Regions from separate parts of the Mus musculus genome. Here region 1 is linked to region 2. Evidence: chromatin loops called from intact Hi-C (ENCODE). Cell type or tissue: left cerebral cortex. All regions are shown on one strand. Each heading gives the region's core, and the rest is flanking DNA. Links, peaks and the distances in the headings are about the cores only.

Region 1 (7,137 bases), core at 1,530-5,529, 67 kb after region 2:
GGAGGAAGGGAGGGAGGAAGGAAGGAAAGTAGGTATGTTGATTGAAAGTGAATTTTATGGCATGAGTCTCATATTTGATAAATGGCAGGCCTGGAACTGGGTTTTTACTTACAGGATATGTTGCACTATGTGAAGGTATAGATCTGCTTACACAGGGCATTAGCATTTGTAAATTTGGAATCTTCAAACTGTATTAAATAAAACCTTGCCTACTGTTCATTGCTAGAATAAGCCCATTCAGAGCACTTGTCTAACATATGGAAGTCCTGGGTTTAATTCCCAGCAATACCCCTCCCGAAAAGAAAAAAAAAAAAAAACTGTATAACGATTTTATACAATCCTTTCATATTATCTAAGCTTGTGTAGAGCAGTGAGGCTCACTATTGCCAGTGTGCTTCCTTCCCCTGTGGTGGGGGAATCTGGGTGGTTTGCTTGCTGCGAGCCACATCCCTTTCAGACTGGCTTTGAAGGGGAGGCGGGATGTTGCTTCTGCTGTTCACGGGAGCCCATGATGCATCTCTGTGTGCTGCTCCTTGGCTGGCTCTGTGAATCAGAACTTCAGCCATCACCTTGACCTGATTCTTCCTTAAACTTGACATTTTCCATCTGGAGACCGAAGTAAAATGCAGACCTTGACTCCTAAACTTGGGAAGATCTGATAGCGTTCAGAGCAAACGAGTCATCTCAGGTCATTGTCTCTTACCTCTTTGATACAAAGTATTTATCCGATGAGTTTCAGTGAGGACTGTTGTGGACCTACATGTTCTCTTGCTTCATGGATTCAGCGTTGGGTTTCTCTTCAGTGATGAACTGGGAGTTGCTTCTGAATCATCCTGTGGAGGTTCTGAGTTGAGTTTTTGCACAGAGATCTTTGCTGTGTAAAGGTGGATAGTTTCATTTATAAGGTGATGGGAGAGCGGTAGCCAGATATCCAGTTGTGTCTTTAAAACTGTTGGCTGGGGCTTGCTTCTGCTTGAGTTCCTGCGTCCACGGAAAGGAGGAAAGGCCTTGTGTCTGACTCACAGGTTATGCCAGTGGCTGTCATTTCTGAGAATGCTCTCCTGTTTTGGGAAACGCTCTCTGAAAATGTTTTATTTTGCTTTTTCAACTTCCTAGAAGTCCACTGGGCTGATGTCTCCAGCTCTTTCCTGGGCTGCCCAGTGGGCGGGTGCTCTACTAGGAGGCACAGAGATCGGGAGCAAGAGAAAGTCAAAGGATCCACATTCAGTCTCTTTGCATATGTCTCTTTTGAATTGTGTTTCCCAATGCTGGACTTGAGGGCCGGGGTGGAGGTGTGGGGGATGGGGGGAGGACATTTGTATTTGGTCTTTGTTTTTGGAGGGATTTTGATAAGAGTTAAGTTCCAACTCATGAAGCTCTGCATTCTTTGAAAAATTCTTTTTTTCTTTTTTTTTTTTTTTTTTTTTGAAAAATTCTTTTATAACTAGGACGCTGCAAGATCCTTCTGGAACATACTGGATGTATTAGTTAATGATGGGATAATGTGTTAAGGTGCCCAAATAGAGTGACCCTGCTTTCCTCTGAAGTGAGAGTTTCAAGAATCCAAAGGGTCTGCACACAGCTCCTTGCTTAGACTGCACTGGACCCCAAGTAACACGGCCATTCTCTTCCCTCTAGGTTGCGCTATGCCCAGGCCCCTGTGACTCCTGGGCATTTAAAATGGTGCTGGTTTAAACTAAGGTGACCTAAAAACATGTAGCAGATGTCAAAGACATTGAACTCTGCTCCACTCTAGCCCGTTAAATATTTTTAAGGAATCTTGGGGTTATTTTAAAATAATTGCTCAGCAGACTGCTGATGGTTTAGATCGTACAAATGAGTAAAGTTTATTTCATCTGCTGCTGTTTATGTGTTTTAATCTGCCTATCATGATTTGTTTGTGTGGGGAGTTGTGGGCCGGGGGCGGGAGGGAGGGGTGGAGAGACTGCACACAGGTACACTAATGTATGCATATAGAAGAGTGAGAGCCAGTTCTACCTTCCCCCTTGTTGAGGGAGGCTCTCTTGTTCCTGCCTGTACAGCGTATCTACTACGGGCTAACTGGCCAGCATTCGGGCCATTCTCCTCTTCCTGCTTCCCAGTTTTGCCATAGGAGTGCTGGGATTACAGCGACACACCTCTGCTTCTGGCTTTTTGGGTTAGTTTCTGGGATGGAACTTGGGCCTTCAGGCTTTGTGTAGCTAGTATGTCCTCCCCCACCCCCACCCCCACACCCCCAAGCCATCTTCCTAGCCCCCAAAACTTGTTTAAATGGTGCAAGTTTTCCATTATAATTAGGTTGGGCAGTACCGCTCTGGGCTTGCTCGCTCTGTTACTCAACATTTAAGTCTTAAAGAAAGCGAACTATACCATTTTCCTTTTGAAGAGATGTGCCCATGGGGGGCACAATTCATTGCCCTCATGTAAAACCTGAGGGGAAGGCAAGAGATCCTAGCCCTGAACCTCAAGGGGCAAAGAAGAATGGATATTAAGAGACAATTAACATGTTTATAGGCAGGTTCCACAGTCTCCTTTGAGACTTGAATGTTAAAGGTGTTCTAGAATGTTCTCGGTCTTTAGTGACTTGCTGCTGTTGGCTGCTCCTTGCCCAACAGTGTTGTGTTGGCAGAAACCTATTGTAGCAGGCTGTTTCATAGGAAGTTAACTGCTTCTCCCAAGCTAGGGAATGGAAGGGTGTTATCAACTGGAGACATTGGGTAGTCAGTCAGGTTTTTCTTCAAGTAATCTTTGCTTTAACTGATCTGATTAGATGTGGGATTAACAAGTGTCGCTTATGGTTATCATTTTGAGGTTGCTCACACAGACAGCAAAAACCATGATCATCTCTCACCTCCATTGACAAAGAAGGGCTTTGTGTCACCACCTTCCAGTTACAGACTGTAAATTTAGCTTTGCATTACTGTGAGCCCATGCATTCAGTCAATGTGTGTCTTAGTTAATCTTCTATCACTGTGAAGAGACACCAAGACCCTGGCAACTCTTATAAAAGAAAACATTTAATTGAGGCTTGCTTGCAGTTCAGAGGTTTAGTCCATGCTTATCATGGTGGGAGGCATGGCAGCATGCAGGCTGACATGGTGCTGGAGAAGCAGCTGAGAGTTCCACATCTGGGTCAGCAGGCAGCAGGAAGAGAAAGAGAGAGTCTCTAGGGCTTGGCTTGGGTTTCAGAAACCTTAAAGCCCACCCCCAATGACACACCTAGTCCAACAAGGCCATACCTCCCAATGTCACTCTCTAATCATTCAAGCATGAGCCTAGTCTTGTTCAAACTACCACACTGAGTAATGAACAAAATTGTGAAATGTGAGTGTTCTTAATTAGGTCAGCAAGTTCCACCTGAACCTAGGTGACAGCTTAAGCCTCAAGTGGTGGCCCAGCGTTCTGAGCAGAACTCTAGATTTGTTACAAAATAAAAATAAAAATCATTTTCACTTTCTAGCTGTTCTGCTGTTGACATCCGCTGAGATTAAATGAGGTGCCTTGGTGGCCACGCCCTCTTCCTTCATTCTTAGCCCAGACGTTTCTCGTGCCATCGAATACGTGAACTCAAAGTCAAGACGTGGTATTCATCCCACTTAAAATTTACTGTAGTAGTTCAGTTTGTTAAATTTGGTTTTTCTGTTAGATAAATCTATTTCTGTAGTTTTGGCATCAGTCTAAATTCTAGTTCTTATTATAACATTGGCATTGAGTCATCTTGGTACATATGCTCATGTAATTTCAATCTAAGTCACAAAATTTCATTGAGCAGCAGAAAGGCTCAACCTTGGTGTGTGTAAGTCTCTCTCTCTCTCTCACACACACACAGGTAGGTAGAGAGAGAGATAGAGACAGAGAGACAGACAGAGAGAGGAGACTGTATATTATTTAATATATATATTGGACAAACCTAGATTTACCTCTGCAAGCTAGGTAAGACCTTTGCTCCTGAGCCACATCTCTGGTCCTTGACATCATCTTTCCTCTAGCCTGTAATCCATGTCCTTTGGGGTCTGGTTTTTCAGCTCACCCCTTGTCTTCTGTCTATGTCGCTCCCACCCTCTGGTATCCATATGATATCAACAATGTCCATAATTGCTCTGATCTTTAATTTCCTCATCTTTATTTGAGGCAGGATCTATATCTCCTGTAAAGCAGCATGAAGAGTAAAGGTGAAACCTTCCACATAGTAAAGTCAAAGTCAGCCATAGCTCCTGGTGCCCAGCACAAGTCTGCAAGGGGTGAATGCCTAAAGGTGTTTGCTGTCTAGCTGAGCTCTATGCCTGACGCTTTGCTGTTCAAAATGAAGCCTGGTGTGTGGATATCCAGCAGTATAAGGCTTTAGGGAAAGCTTCATGAAAGAGAGAAATGAACTCAGGGCTGGACCAGCTTGATTGAGCAGGCTATAATTAATAGAGGAATCGATCATTATGAGGCCAGGATGTCATATGCAGAGGTAGAGTGGAGAGCCCGTGTCTTGCACGGACAGCTAATAGGAAATGTGCTGCAAAGGGAGATTGGGTGGCTCTGAGCAGTGTTGAAAGGCCAGGGTGGGGTGAGCTGAACTGAAGAATGAGGTTTTGACATGATTATATTCTGGCAGTAGAATGCTTGGGGGTTTTGAGAAACTGTAACCAGAGAAAGGGGCCAGGCCTGGGGCCAAGGCTAGGGTGGTGGCTTCAGCTGGAAGGAAAGGATGGGATTTGTGTGGGTGTGGAGCAGAGAGCGGGGAGGGAGCCAGATTCGGGTTGATAATGCAAAAGGAAGGCCTCTTCGTGAGGCCACACCCTGCCAGCCCAGGCTAAGTGGCCCTCATCACCTGAGAAATCTGGTGTAGGATTAATTTGGCCTGGCCTGTCACTCAGCAGTTTGGTGGGGCAGACATTAGGAAACAGCAGGAAAAGGTGACCCTATTCTACCAGGATAAGGAACAGTTGAACAGTTTAACGAGGCGCTGTCATGCCAAGGGTTAATTAAGCAAGACACTTCACTTGTAATTTGTTGGTTCCTCATTATTCCAGAAGACCTCTTCTTGTCCCATTTTCCAGCGGGGGAGCCTGCCGCTTAGAGAATTGATGTGTTGCTTTGCTAGTGCTGAGGTACCAAACTCATCAGAGTGGCTTAAACTCCATGGGCGTGGATTGTATCCCATTGTCTCAGTGTAGGGGACCAAACTGACGTCCTTTCAGAGGACCGTGGAGGAATCGATGCTTGCCTCTCCAGCTTCTGGCACTTGCTCCGTGTTCTGTTGCTTACCTTCATCTCCAAGTGTGCACACTGCACACATGCCTGTGCCCACGTTTCCCCTTCCATAGGAAGTACACTGTTGCTGCTTAAGGTCCACCTCGTTGATAACAAATTTCTTCTGTACTGACCCTATTCCTTAGAGAGAGGACTTCAGCAAATGAATTCAGCTCCTAACGCTTATTCCGGTCACCAAAGTCAGGTAGGAATTAGGACTCGTCCCTGGGGTCTTGTGTCCAGGATGTCTAGATTAAGCCTAGTCATGCTTGCTGAGATAGAGAACAGGGAGATTGTAGCCAACTGAGGGAAGGCCTGGAATTGGATTTCAAATTCCTCATTCCTACTGCCGGTGGCGACTGAAAGTTGATAATCCAGTGTACACTTTGACCAAAACATGCTTCAGAGAAACCTACTGGGCCAGCCCAGGATTATCAGTCTGAAAAGCTTTGGTTGCCAAAGATAAAAGTAGGGTGGGGAATATGGAAATCAAAAGTGGTTAGGCCTGTTTAGGGGAAAGATGGAGCAAAAGGAGACTCTAAAAGGCTGCACTGGGACCTGAGACTTAAAGAGTATGGGATAGCTTTCTGTTTCCAAAAAGTACAAGGGATATGATTTCACCTTCCAAAGGTGTGGGGCAGAGTTTCCTTTAGATGGTTGTTCCTGGCTTGGGGGTCTTGGGGGAATGATTGTACGCTGGGTGGTTTTTGAGAGCTGGGTGTAGTACTTGGTAAGGCCCACCCTCATGGGAGTCACAGGAGTCTGTTACTATGAAGTTCTGCTTCAAGTATATTAAGAAAGCTAACCAGACCGGTCCACTGTGGTAGGCAGATGGGTTGGAGGGGTGAGCCTTGGGCTAGCAGGTCTCTGCTCCCAGCTGAGCTTCTCGTGGTACGGGATGAATCAAGGGCCAAAGTGTAGAATGAGGTCACTGGCGGTTCTCAAACCCCGTGTTCCGTGAGTAAAGTCTCCCATCGAAAAAGACCACGCACACAGTATTCCCAGGCAACCTGTGGAATCCTATTGTGTATATGACGCTGTCCCTGGATTTCTTGAAATACCTAATTGAGTACAGATGCTGTGTAAGCAGTTGTTCTCAATGTTTAGGAAACAAAACAAGAGCACACACGTAAACACATCTGTATAGTTTTGGTACAGACTTTTAATTTTCCTAAATATTTCTCATTTGTGTTCAATTGGATCTGTGGGTGCAGAACTCGTGGATACGGAATGACTATTTTATCTCTGTTCTAGAGCTACTGCTAGTTCTAAGTGACTGGAGAAGCACAATAAAGAGAGCAGTTATCAACTTAGACCTTATGTGTGCTCATTAAGTAGCCATTATTCTAGAGGCAGAGAATCATCTTAAATTTAGACCTAGAGTACTGTCTGGCATTTTCTCCTTATTGATCATAAAAGAATCTGCCTGCCCTTAATTGAAAGCACTGCTTTATTGCTAGAAACATAGAAGAGGGCTCAAATTCTTGTTTGGATTGGACAGTTGTCTAATTGTCTTCAACCTCATTTTAAAAATCCAAAGAAAAGTTCATTAGTTTATGCGTATGAATGTTCTGCATGCATTGGAGTCTGTGCACACGTGCACGCCTGAGAGAAGGCAGATGAGGGCTTTAGATCCCCTGCTATTGGAGTTTCAGTGTTGTGAGCTACCATGTGGGTACTGGAAATCAAACCGGGCTCCTCGACAAAAACAAGTTAACTAGCGACCCAACTTTCCAGGTCCTTCAACCTCATTTAAAGAATATTGTAATAGTATTGTTCAGCTCTTCTTGTGAGTTGTTTAGCCACAGTTTGTCAGAGAACTCTGGACCACTTGCTCCTAGCAGGGAAGAAGTTCTCCAAAGTGGTCAAGCTAGCCTTGAAGACTGATGCAGCTTC
Region 2 (7,137 bases), core at 2,086-6,085:
CCTCAGAAGACTCCTTCCTCAGTTTCAACTATGTGAGGGTTAGAAGACCAGAAACCAAAGTCTCTCCCTGGCTTGGGAACAAAATGAAAATTCTATCAGTCTTCCAACATCTCCTCCTTCATCCTGTTTCTGAGATGGCCTTCTTCCCATGTTTATGTCCTCTGCGCAATGCTGGCCTTCCATATTTGGTATCCTCAGGCTTGCTTTCACTTAGAATGAAATAATATTACTTCAACACCTTTGTGTGTTGTGAACAGTTCTGTTAGAACGATGACCCAGGCCTGAAATACTCAAACAGCAGGAGGATCAAAAAAAGTTCATATAGCCCAGGATACCAAGTGAGACCTTGTTCAAAACAAAAGGCACAGAAAACCACAGTGAAGCCAAGTACACTGCCTTCTACATCACAAAGCTTTAGGTAAGGAAGTGAATCACCATGCTAGGACTCGATAGGCTAAACAACAGGAAGGACTGGATAGGCTAAACAACAGGAATTTATCTCCCAGCTCTGTAGTCTGACAATTTCAGTAGGCTTAGTTTCTTAAGAGACATGACTCTTACTGTATATGCCTGTGAAAAATCTCTCTCTCTCTCTTCTCTCTCTCTTGCTCACTCTTTCACTCTCTCGCTCTGTGTGTTTGTGTGCGCGTGTGCACACTAACCTTTTCTTCTCTTCTCATTAGAAGAGTCAAAGGCAAACAGAACTCATTCATGTGAATCAAACGATGACTTTTATCTTAATGATCTCTTTATAGGGACTGTCTCCAAATACTGCCATCTTTTTAAGATACCAGATTAGAATTTCAACATGTGAGTGTAGAGGGCATAACAAAGAACTTACCAGGCAACTCTCAAATTCAAAGGCTAAATACATATCCCATTGCTTTGTACAACAAATATGAGCTAATAAAAAAAAATCAGCTTTAACTCCAAACCAGATACAGAAAAAGACTTTAAATTCCTCTTGGTTATATGTTTCCCAAGTTCTAAACCTGTTCTTTGGGCCTAACAATTATGAGACTCCTAAAATATTCAAGGCACTATGTTGAATTTGCTAGAAAGTTACTGTTGACTCAAATACGGTTTTCTTTTGGCATCTGTTATTCCAGGTCTCTAATGCTGAGCCAGTTTTCTCTCACACAGATTTAAAGGCAGAACTCCTGCTTAGAGCATCTCAACTGGCAAGGGAGAAAAACTTACCCCGAACACCAGCCTACACTGCTGAATTTAGATTCTCCCAGAGCAGGAAGACTTTTGAAGTCCTACAATCCATCACACCCCCTCACTTCACAGTAAGGAGACTAGGGCTTAGAAATCCAAATGATACAGTGGAGCTTTGGTGGCTAGCATATAGCTTGAACAAGACATACCTGGCTTGGAGAACTGGCTCTAGCATTTGTCAAATCATTTGTTCTACACCCCTGTTTCTTCATTTGCAAAATAATAATAGGAACACCCAATCTCACAGAGCTTTGTAAGAATTGTGTAGCTATTTCCTCTGAGTGGAACCATTCTCTCCTGGAGGAAAGAGGGAGGTTTAGAAGGGGCTGAAGTAAGTGGAACTAAAAGGCTCAGGAAACTCATGAGGCTGACACGATTCAAATGGCCCCTCCCCAAAGAGATGTAACTGGTACCAACTGTAGAGAGAGGAGACTGGCACTCTGAGCTGCCTAAAAGTTAGGTAGGAAGCTCCAAGGATATTTTCTTCATGATTCCTCACACATGCTGAGGTGGGCTTTCCAGTGACCCGGCTGCCTTTGAGTCAATCATACCTCTGTCAGTAGCCCCTTACTCCTATAAATAACTCTAGTAAGCCCGTTGGCTCGCTAAGCTAAGTGTGGGTGGAATCATTCCTGTGGTCTGTCTTTGGTGCCCTGTCTGGAATGAGAGGTTATACAACAGGGGGGTGAAAAAGTATAAATACACAGACTTTGGAGTACAGAGTGAATCCCAGACACTTGATAAAGGTCAAGTATATTTATGTCAGTACTGGGAGGGATACAAGAGACTCCCTGTGGAGTAGATGCTTCCTCTGGCTCTTGGAGATTCAGATGCAAGCCAGCCCCTCGTTTGTCAATAAAGCCCTAGAAAGAGTTTCTCACTTGATGTGGGATTTTGAATAGATGACTTCTAATGTTCTTTCTTCACGGTCACTTAAAAGCCAAGAAAACTATTTGATTTATGGCACTTTCTTAGACAACATTTAATCTACTCTGCATTACCATATACACGAAGCAGCATCTCTGGAGGTACTATTTCTGATTCATTATGCTAAAAATGTGCCTCCATTTGTTCTCTTGTTCATTCATTCACTCACTAACTCATTCATTCACTCACTCACTCACTCATTCATTTACTCATTCGTTCATTCACTCATTCACTCATTCATTCACTCACTCATTAGCTCATTCATTTATTCACTCGTTCATTCATTCGCTCATTCATTCACTCATTCATCCATTCACTTTCTACAATTGCAATGATCTTATAACATTCTCGGTTCTGTGTTAGGCACAGTAAAAAACAAATATAAACCAAGGCAAGCTTCATCGAGGAGCTTCGGTTCATCAGCTGAAGGACACAGAGAAGTTAACTCAGCTTGTACACGGCAGTGCCTTGAATAAAGAAAAGAATAGAAGCATATAGCAGGTGGTGGGTGAGTTCTGGACTTTATCTCTGTGATCAGTTTCCGAAGATGAGGAGAGCAAAACTGAGTTTTAAAAGAAAGATCTGCTATTTCGTGTGGATGAAATGATATCGACAGAGGTAACAGAATGTCAAGGAATCAGGGATCAGTGACACAAACGCTGAGTTTTAATGGTCAGCTTTGCTTGGATTGAAAGGTCACAATCGGACTTTATTTCTGGACGTATGTTTACTTAATGCAGTGTACCTGCCTACTTTGTCCAACCCACCTAGCCTGGGGCTCTTCCCTGCCTCCTTCTAATCTTTCAAGACATTGGCAGGTAGACAACAATATCAATCAAATGAGTGACATCTTTCCTGCTGTCATGTCTAGACTGTCTCTCTCTCTGAACTCTTGCTACCTCACAAGAGAGAGATAAAGTGACACACACAATGTCATCCTTAACCTTTCTGATTTATGAACTAGCCTCCACACCGAATGCTATTTCATCTCAAGACAGGCCTGGGCTTCTTGGTGACATGGTCTGCGGTTTTACATCTTGGTAAAAAAGAAATTTGATAAATTATCAACCATACCCAGTCTATGCCTGATAATTACAAAACCTGTTGGAAAAACATACCCCGAAAAGACTTTTTTATCTGAGCCTAGAATAGCTCAGTCTGATGATTTCATGGGGCATTCTACTTCTAATTTCTACATCACTGGATAATTTCAAAAGGGCTGTACTGGGCAATCCTGAGTCAGTCACACACTTGATTTACAGCCTTTTCAACTTTTACAGTGGAGTGGAGAGGTGAGTCCCGTGTTATCACATAGCATTTGCAGGTTGCTGAGCTTCAAGCCATCCTGTCACAAAATATCAACTGCTGTGAAAAAATATACATGTAAAGAAGCCACAGTAGATGGAACAATAATAGCATATCCCATTTTATATCTAAGCAGCAGTATACACCTCCGAATATTTCTAAGTTATATACAAATGCTTTAGAAAGCAAAGATGGTTTCAAAATTAGAAACACACCCTTAGCCTAATTTAACAGATTGTGGCAAGATATTTTTTTCTCTTCTTTAAATTGGCAGGTCGTATTTATTAAGTCTTAAGTGAGACTTCTCAGATGCGAACAAATGCATTAAAATAGTGGGGTTTTTTTTCCCCTAGGGTTGGATCTAAGCCAAATTAATGAGAAATGAGGAAATGACTCATTGAGAGCATGAGATACTCCACATTTTAGAATTTATATTTTCCCCTCCCACACTCACCCAGGAGTGGGCTCCAGCAAAGTCTCCAGCAACACATACTGCCTGACACCCATGCACACGCAGGAGCCAACCGAATAAAGCGCACCGTGCTAAAGACATATGAGCAGAGTAAACTGGTCCTGAGCAAGCCACATCAGATAACCACTCACTGTACTAGATGGTTTTCTCAAATTCTTTGTAGCCCACGTGTAAGAGAGGCTCTTGGCGTCAGTGTTGGATAATATGTAATATCTTTGGGGCTTTGATTAGCAAGCTTTGGCCTATCCGTTTCCCCTTGAACAAGAGCATGGATTTCAGCACACAACATCTGTAAGCAACAGAAACAGTGGGGGAGGGAGGCGAGGCCAGTGATAAAGATGCTCTGTCCCAAAGCCTCCGTGTCCTGCATGGACTCCAGACAGAACATAAAGCTGCTCGTTAAAAGCTGCTTTTAAAAGAAAAGGCTGGGGATCCCAGCAAGATAGGCAGTGTTCTGGGCTAAGCTATTAGACCAGATTGAAAGTAGTTCCCTTTTTAATAATGAGAAGAAAAGGCCTTTTTTTCCCCACCTTGATCATGCATCCAACCTCAATTAAATGTGACAGGCATGGAGAGAAATCTGCTATTGGGAAGAAAATGAAAGTAAATACAACTTGGATAGAAAAAAATAAAATAAAATAAAATAAAGGAAAGGAAAGGCTAACCAAAAATTAAAAAATCACAAATGGGGAAGGAAATGTGTTGGAATTGTTACAAAAGAAACAATAATCAAAAAATGTGAGCAAGCTGGTACAGCAAAGATTATAGATGAGGCGCTGAAAAAGAAAACAGGGGTCTGTGGAGGAGAAAGGGAAAGGAGGGGAGGGGCAGGAACACAAGGATGGCGTGTGCTATTATGCGTGATAGATGGCCCATCCATCTTTAAGGCAGTTTTAGAAGAATGAGCTATTGTACCATGGGAATTCTAAGACTGCCCACTGAAGAGATTGTATAATCCATTGCATTTTTTTGTAGGAAAATAAACAAACCACAGACCCAAACACTATTCATGAAACAGGACTGCCTGCCCACCAGTAAACAATGGCTCTCCTTAACAATAGAATGTGTTCCTGGAACATCACCTACAACCCCCAGGGGAAATCTATCAGCAAAGGATGCCAGTAGGTCTCACATCCACTTACAAGGAAGCCTGTCTGTGATCTGCAACAATTCATCAGGCTTTTGATATTGCTCTGAATGTATAATACTCCCATCAACCAATACACTTCTTTGCTGACTGCAAACACAAATGTGTAAGCTCCTTTGGTGGACAGGGACTCTAAATTCCAGCTGTACTTCTGGAGGTTATGATCTTTGTGCCAAAGCACAGATGCCCACCCGCCTGCTCTATGGAGGATTACAAATGGATTCCCCCAAGAGAGGTCTGACAGCACACAGACTTGAGGATTCTGAGGCTCAGGGTTTGAAGATGGAAGAGATTTGAGCTGAGATTTTTCTATATTGATGAAGTTGAAGGTTAAGCGCTCTCTCTTGAAGTCACACATGGAACTCTGCCTCTGCTTGTCTATGTGACAAGAATGCAAAGTCTCAAGGGACTTGCAAGCTGACTCGGTAGAGAACACATACAAGCCAATAATTATAACTCATTGAATAAAGAGGTCTTGCTTTGCCTTTTCAAATTGCAGGATGTGGTTTTAGCATAATTTTTATAAATCCTGATTCAGCACCATGTGGACTTGCTGTTCTATGTAACCAGGAGATGCAATTACAGGCAAATAAAATGTTTGAACAACCTCTTGGTGGTGATCTCTTTAGGGTAATTTTGACCCTCACAGTGGTTGCCTAGACTCCAAATCAGGAGAGAGAAACTTCATTTATAGCTGCATCCTAGTGACCTTTCAGCTCAATGCTACCTTTAGGTAGGAATGAATTGCGACTTCTCACCCACCTACAAGCTCAGTCTGAATATGACTCTAAGAATGCAACCGAACCCCAGAAACCCAGTTGATGGGGATGAAAGTTGAAACAACCACTCTGGGAGATGCCTGGACAAGCATCTCTCAATTTGTTCAGATCCTTAACTCAGAAAACTTACTTCTGTGGCTTCGGACATAGCTCTGTCAGCAGAGTGTTTGGCTAGTGTAAATGAAGCCCTGGTCTAATGCCTAACACCACATACACCAAGAGCGTTGGTACAAACTGTAATCTCCACCCTTGAGAGGAAGAGGCAGGGGGATGGGAAATTCAAGATCAAGGTCTGTTGTGGTACTCATGACCCTGTCTTTTAAAAATTAAAAGTTTTTTTTTTTTTTAAAAAAAAACTCACTTCTGGAAAATCTTTCTAAACCAGTAATCAAGGAAAGATTAAAGGAAAAATATATGATAAAAAAAAAAAGCCTATTTATCATAGTACTGTTTTGGGGAAGCTACAGATGAGAATCAATGTAAATATCAAGCTACAAAGGTTAGTTCATCTACTATAAATTTGATTATAATTGTGTGATGGATTTTGCATGAGATGGTAACCTGACACACAGTGGCATGAGATCATCTCAAGATACTAAATAAAAGAAAAAGTATGGTGTGAGACAACAGAGAATAAAACCAGGCAGGGTCAGGCCGGCCTGTGATCTTAGCACTCAGAAGGTTGCGGAAGAGCTGGGGTGTTGGAGGCTGACCTGTCTGAATCTAGAAGGATGAATTAAAATAAAGAGAGATTTTGTGTGGTTTCATTTCTTGCCTGCCGCTGGGGGCCGGGTGTGTGCATTTTATCCTTCTCTGACATCGTGTGTCAGGCTCACAGAAATACAGATATACTACTCAGGGGTGGGAGAACACAGGCTTAGATGAGAGCCCCAGCCTAGGGGAGAAACAGCCCAAGCTGAGGCCAAAGAGGCAGGGGTTCCCATAAACCTGGGGCTGGGGGCTGGGGGACTCTCTCACTCAGCTCAGGGATGAGTGTCCTGGAGCACGGAGGGCTCTTCTGCAGGAGACTTAAGCGGCCCAGAGCATCTCTGTATGACGAAGGCTTCTCCCACAGTGGTTCTTGATGAGAGCGATAGTCCTGGCTTGTCCAAATTATTTATTAATGGTGAAAAATGAATTCATATGAGGTACTCAGGGTGAACCAGAGATTAAATACCTTCTGCAAGAAGACATGTCTGGAAAGGGAAGCTTATTGGCTAAACTCTCAGAGCAGGCCCATCTAGATACCTCAGAACTCTGTATTCTGCGCTACATGACGAGTGGTC

What was found. Peaks named below come from ENCODE experiments on the same cell type or tissue, not always from the same donor. Only the 100,000 strongest peaks of a DNase experiment are listed, where the experiment ranks them.
Region 1: it touches region 2 in a loop (2.1-fold over the local background); 1 of 42 quality-filtered maps calls a loop at or near these places.

What each region holds. Positions count from the first base shown.
Region 1 is chr15:10,677,308-10,684,444 of GRCm38, reverse strand. The region is part of intron 2 of Rai14 (retinoic acid induced 14); the gene reads left to right. Among named protein-coding and RNA genes, the nearest start is that of Gm52214, 28 kb to the left of the region's middle. In left cerebral cortex, for the core only: no CTCF peak of the experiment used is centred there; a DNase peak (open chromatin) is centred at 3,600.
Region 2 is chr15:10,744,617-10,751,753 of GRCm38, reverse strand. All of the region lies in intron 2 of 4930556M19Rik (RIKEN cDNA 4930556M19 gene), which reads right to left. Among named protein-coding and RNA genes, the nearest start is that of 4930556M19Rik, 33 kb to the right of the region's middle. In left cerebral cortex, for the core only: no CTCF peak of the experiment used is centred there; DNase peaks (open chromatin) are centred at 3,491 and 3,938.